Regions from separate parts of the Homo sapiens genome. Here region 2 is linked to region 1. Evidence: chromatin contacts called from ENCODE Hi-C data. All regions are on one chromosome and are shown on one strand. The core of a region is the stretch at or near the end of the contact, and the rest is flanking DNA. Distances in the headings are between cores, read along the strand shown.

Evidence for each region. Hi-C counts contacts between places; a loop is a spot of excess contacts on that map. Pooled maps may share reads with other maps.
Region 2: a pooled map of gastrocnemius medialis shows a loop between it and region 1 (2.8-fold over the local background). The contact joins two enhancer-like sites. A Hi-C loop is called at or near these places in 2 of 168 maps with a recorded cell type or tissue (CD4-positive, alpha-beta memory T cell and naive thymus-derived CD4-positive, alpha-beta T cell) and 7 of 50 pooled maps.

The regions. Positions count from the first base shown.
Region 1 is chr5:96,339,134-96,341,833 of GRCh38, forward strand. The region is part of intron 3 of LOC101929710 (a long non-coding RNA gene); the gene reads left to right. All of the region lies in intron 1 of LOC107986365 (a long non-coding RNA gene), which reads left to right. It also overlaps a transcript of CAST not described here. Among named protein-coding and RNA genes, the nearest start is that of PCSK1, 93 kb to the right of the region's middle. Within about 2 kb of position 1,433, at least 3 of the 41 ENCODE cell types and tissues checked have a DNase peak (open chromatin) inside an H3K27ac peak, as active enhancers do.
Region 2 is chr5:96,815,643-96,818,342 of GRCh38, forward strand. It overlaps LOC124901033 (a long non-coding RNA gene), which reads left to right. Exons shown (of 3, transcript XR_007058879.1): 3 at 1-1,216. It also overlaps a transcript of ERAP1 not described here. Among named protein-coding and RNA genes, the nearest start is that of ERAP1, 9.0 kb to the left of the region's middle. RefSeq lists an enhancer at 1,273-1,412. Within about 2 kb of position 1,434, at least 5 of the 41 ENCODE cell types and tissues checked have a DNase peak (open chromatin) inside an H3K27ac peak, as active enhancers do.

The sequences.
Region 1 (2,700 bases), core at 183-2,682:
GCCAGTTACCAACACTAAGTACTTTAGCTGTGCAACTTGATTTGAACAGCATTGCCAGAAGAGCACCATCAAAGGCTTTTGATAACATGCTACCAAGAAAATATGTGACACCAAGATAACATACGACCCCAAGAAACTTATTTAATCTTCTTGGTGCATCTATAAAAATAGAACCAAGTAGAAAAACAGTATAAAAAGCAAAACGTTTCTCACTGGGGTTTTGTGAAGGATACCAACTAGCCCTCATGAAGTATTGTGAGTTTCCTGGAAGGAAGGCCTTTTGTAAGTTCAAGTTATTGCCATTCACTAATTATTGGTCATAACATTGCACATGATAGATGGGAAATGGAAGAGTGGGAGAATTAAGTGATTAAGCTAAAATCACACAGTGAGCTGGGGGAAAACCCAAAAGTGCAAAGAGATCTAAATTTGTTTCATTGGAAGAACACAGTTATATCTGGACAAAGCCCCAGAGTTTAAGTGACAAGGACACCTAACATAAAACTTGAAGTCATAGGCATGTAGCCAAATAATACAAATATCCTTGTTAAATGCAAGTGTATCCATACCAGTTATGGATACACTTGTCCTTGGAGGAGAGCTAAGGTGAGTCCTGCTGAGGACAGGAACTCTTCTGTGTTTGATTTGCAGGTAGAGCGAGTAGTTGACCCTCTGAGCCCAAAGCTGCAGAGAACACAGTAAACCTAGTAAACTGAGTGTGGCTATCTCCCCAGGGTGGCCCTCTGAGAATCCCTCCTAGGTTCCTGAGAGAGACAGGTAGACAGGCTATAGGTGGAAAGAGACAAAGTGCCTTGAGCTCTGTGGGTTAGGATCCTATCTTCAACCCCTAGACACTTAAAAGTCTTGCCTGAACTCATGGCCTTTCAATGAGGAAAGCATCACAGAAAGACTTTATGGTAATCGGACAGGAAACAATGACTGGGCAAAATTTTTTAAGCAGTCAGTATTAAGAGAAAGAAGGAAAGCCATGTCTTTGCTATTTACCTCAAGGTTATATTTTGCAGCATCTAATGCCAACTATTAAACAAGGATACACTCTTATCTAATTTGCGCTGTTGTCTTCCCAGGATCTGGAACATTTTCTGCGGGAGTCCACCTTTATCTCTAGAAGCCTCTGGCAAACTGTTTCATTTCAGCTCAGGTCCTTTTGTAGAAAGAACTTGATGCTGAAAGCAGCTCGCCCCTTCTGCCCTCAACCCCCACTCTCCCCCTACCCTCCCCACCATGGTTAACTTGTTTTTCATCTTTGTTCTGAGTTGCTTTGGCTGATTCAATTTTTATTTCCGTTTTTAATGAGTTAGTAATTCAGTGATCTTGGCTTTGAATCTTTGGAACTGTGGGTTTTTAGTAAGGATTGAATCAGCTTGTTGGCTCCTAATAGACTCTGAAATCCAGTAATATTCGTGATGTGTTTGTTCACTCCGTTGACTGCCAGGTCCCGGTAGGAGCAATGGCCAACAGAGAAGAATCGAGGTAAATCCTCCTTTGTTGCCTAAGAGCTGTTGTTGTTTACCCCAGTTTATAACCTCTTCACACTGAAGCATCACCCTTCAAAGGAGGATGTTGCTTCCCACTTTGATTATCATTTACTTGACTTTACAAGAAACTTTCACATCTTCCAAAACAGTAAGCTGTAAGATTTGCTCCAAGCTCTACGCAGTATATACTATGACTATTTTCCATTTAGAAATTAACTTACATTACAGCTGTAAGTCTATATACTGAACTTATGATGCTCGTTACTAAATGAATGATAATGGACATGAAATAGTCTGTAATTCATAGTCAAAATCTACCATTGCTATGTTTGTCTAAGGAAGCTTCAGTGAGTATACTTCAGATGCATATGAAGTTAGAAAAACAGTTAACAGAAATAGTTCAGTAGAGAAATCCTGATCCTAGGACTAATAAAACTAGATTTTCTTAAATCCAAATGCCTGTGAGATTCTATGCAGAAGGATAATTTGTATCCAGCATGTAAATAATCATGATTCTCAGAAGGAATTATTTGCACTTTAATTGCTCTTAGTAATGGAGAGTTGTGTCTTCTTATTTGTCCCCTTGTCATTAGAAAGTATCACTTACCATACATTTAATTCAAGTTTTCATCTTAAAAAATGTTACTCTAGAAATCTTGATCACAATCTCCTTTCATTCCTGCCCACTCCCATCCCCCCACCCTCCACCCCACCCCTCCACCCTGCTTGGTTTTGGTTTGTTGTTTTGTTTTTTACAAATCAGTGTATAACTCACTAAGGCTCAAGATACTATGTTTGAAACCTGAAAGCCAGCCTGAAGGTCAAATTCGAAATAACAATTTTCTTTTTGAATTTGAAGTCTCATTAGTGTAAGTGCCAGGATAACAACCCACAGTCTTCTTAATATAGTGGTTCCCATTTACATACTGTATCCTTAAACCACCTCTATTATCCCTTTCTGGGTGTTTTTCTTTCAAATGGTGCTTGTTTTACTTAAATAAACTTTCTTTAGATTAAACTTTCAGATAATGACTTCAAGTGGAAAACCAGTATCCTCTGTCATAATAAATGATATCCAGGAAGAGAAGTAATGGTAAAAACAATAAAATATTATTGAATTCTAGCTAGGAACATGAACCTACCACGGCACTGAGCCTAAATCTTTTTCTCCTTATGTTAAGTGTTAAAGATATGTTGAATA
Region 2 (2,700 bases), core at 184-2,683, 480 kb after region 1:
CTCAAATTATCCACCCACCTCGGCCTCCCAAAGTGCTGGGATTACAGACACACTCAGCCATTAAGGTGTTTTTAATTCTTTTTTTTCTTTACTGTTTTTGTAAGCAGTAATTTATTAACAGATGCAATAAGTAAATTGAAGCAAAAAAATACATCACAATGCTTAAGAAACTTGCTTAACAGAAAAAAGATTCCTGAGCCACACTCTGAAAAATTCTGATACTGTAAATCTTGAGAGATAAATAGACACATATATGTATGTGTGGATAGACGGATGGATGGATAGATAAATGGAAAGATAGAGATCGAGATATAGCCTAAACTTCATGGCAAGTATAAGCTACTTTTGGGAATTTAGGGGAATAAAAAATTATTTTATCACTGTTGTACTAGGAACAAAGCAGATTTTCCACACGTTAGCCAGAAAATGTAGGAGAATCAGTGAACCTCAAAGGGCCAGCACTAAAAACTGGGCAGCATCAGTATCAGTTTTGGATCCTAGAAAAACTATTGGAGATGATGCAAACAGAAGAGGGAAGAAAGGTAGACAGAGTCTGGACTCAGCTGCAGTTTGTTGATGACTATCTGAATCGTTCCCTTGCATTCTTTCTTAACGAATTATACATGTGAAAATTGCACACTTGAAAATTAAAATATGGGTATGTACTGGAGGGAAAGCACTGAGAGAGGAGTTAGGGGCTGGATAGGCAGATAGAGATGGAGGGTCTAGGGAGAAGGGACAGAAAGGAACAATGTTCACAGGAACAACTGCAGGACAGCACCTACCCCGCCTCTGCAGCTAACAGGAAGAAATGTGGTTAAGAACTTGCCCTTATGCCAGGATGTTGCTCAGCAGGGACGGTCTCAACTTAGGCACAGGTGCAACAAATCAACCTAAATGTCCTTAATTTGACCCAGCTCACTATAATGCCATTAACATAACATTAGCGTTGTGGTTTTAGGCACCTCCCACCATGGGTTTCACTTAGGCATTCAACCAGTTGGAGTCACTTTGGTCAACCTTAGGCATGCGTAGATATAGTACCCCAGGAGGGAATTTTATCCCTCCCATGTGGGCAAAACCCACAGAAGACTTCCTGGCTTCTGCCACATAAAAGACACAGAACACAGACACCTTACTGGCAACCTGCTTTCAGGACCCCTCTCTTCGCTGAGAGCTTTCCTTTTGCTTAATAAATTTTACTCTGCCCTACTCACCCTCCATGTCTGTGTGCCTATTTTGTAGTTGTGAGATAAGACCCCGGACCTCACCAAACTCCAGGGGCAAAAGCAGACTGCTACAGCACCAGAGTGGCCATTCTGCTCGTGAGTTTTGGACTATACATTCTCAGTTGGCAAAACAGAGGAACTGTATAGTAAGGAATTAATAAGTGTTCATTGTTTAGAGAGTACAAACTCTAAGCAGAAAGGAGGATTACATCAACTAGGACACTTTTGAAAGAGAAAGTAAATGGTAACCTAAAGACTTGGGGTTGGAGGGACGGGCAACCAGCATAAATCAAGTCTCCCCATGGGCAAAGCCAGGGAACACAGAAAGCCATTCCTGCTAGGCAGTCCCAGGGCACAGAGCAGGATAGAGAAGGGTGAGGAGTGGACCTATAGGGGCCAATGGAAGACCTCCAGCCTCAGCTTGTTGAACCACAGCAGGTGTTTCCTATGGGTCTAACTAACCAAGCATCAGTTAGCAACTGTGATCATCTAATTCACCTGCTCATCAAAGCAATAAATAATGCCAACCTCATTTCATGTTTTGTATCCATGCAATTATAAATAAGAAAAAGAAAAATAACACAATCAAAAAGATCAATGACATTTTAAAAACTAATTTCTATGTTGTGTCAGGGTTCAATGGCAGAGCACAGAATCACTAAGCTATTTAATCAGAAAAGGATTTATTGCAGGCTATTACATGACTTACATAATCATTGGGAAGGCTTAAAAAATACACTAGACTGAGCTTCCAGAAACAAATCGCAAAACCACAATGTAGAACTTGGCCACCAGTGAAACTGCTTCTCTTGCCATGATCCAGGAGCCATCTGCTAAATTGGGCAGCCTCTGCCACAATTGCTGGCTCCAGAACCATACCATGTGTGCCACAATCTTTCCCCACAAAATGAATAGCTCAAGAGCTGCCTGTCTCCCTACCGAACTCAATTCCAAATTCAAGTCTCCCACCAGTGCTACTGTTTGGCAGAGCCTAAAGCACATCTAGAATCTAGGAGCAAGGAGTCTGGAAAATAAAGTGTTTGCTTTCCCGACTCTGCAGTGGTGTGAGAAATTCTGAAAAGCGTTTGGAAGAGATGCTGAGTGAGCCAGTCCCAATATCTGCAATAAATATTAAACTGTACTGAGGTTGAACAAATAAAAAAGAAATAAAGCAATCATGAGGAAGCCTCAAGTAATATTGATTGTAATTAAGAACAAAAAATAATAATTGAGGTACCAATCGTAGATTTAGATTATGAAAGACACGGGGCACTTGGGAGTGAGATGAATATTTAACATTGTGACAGAAGCATATTGCCAAAAATCAAGTTATCATTTGGTATATTTGGAATGTCTCCAGGGGCTTTAAAACCCTTTTGCCTGCTCAACACACCTCCCTTTCCTCCTGTAAATGAATAATCACACTGCTCAGGCTCAGTCTGAGATGAACACAACACCTCCACTCTCTGGC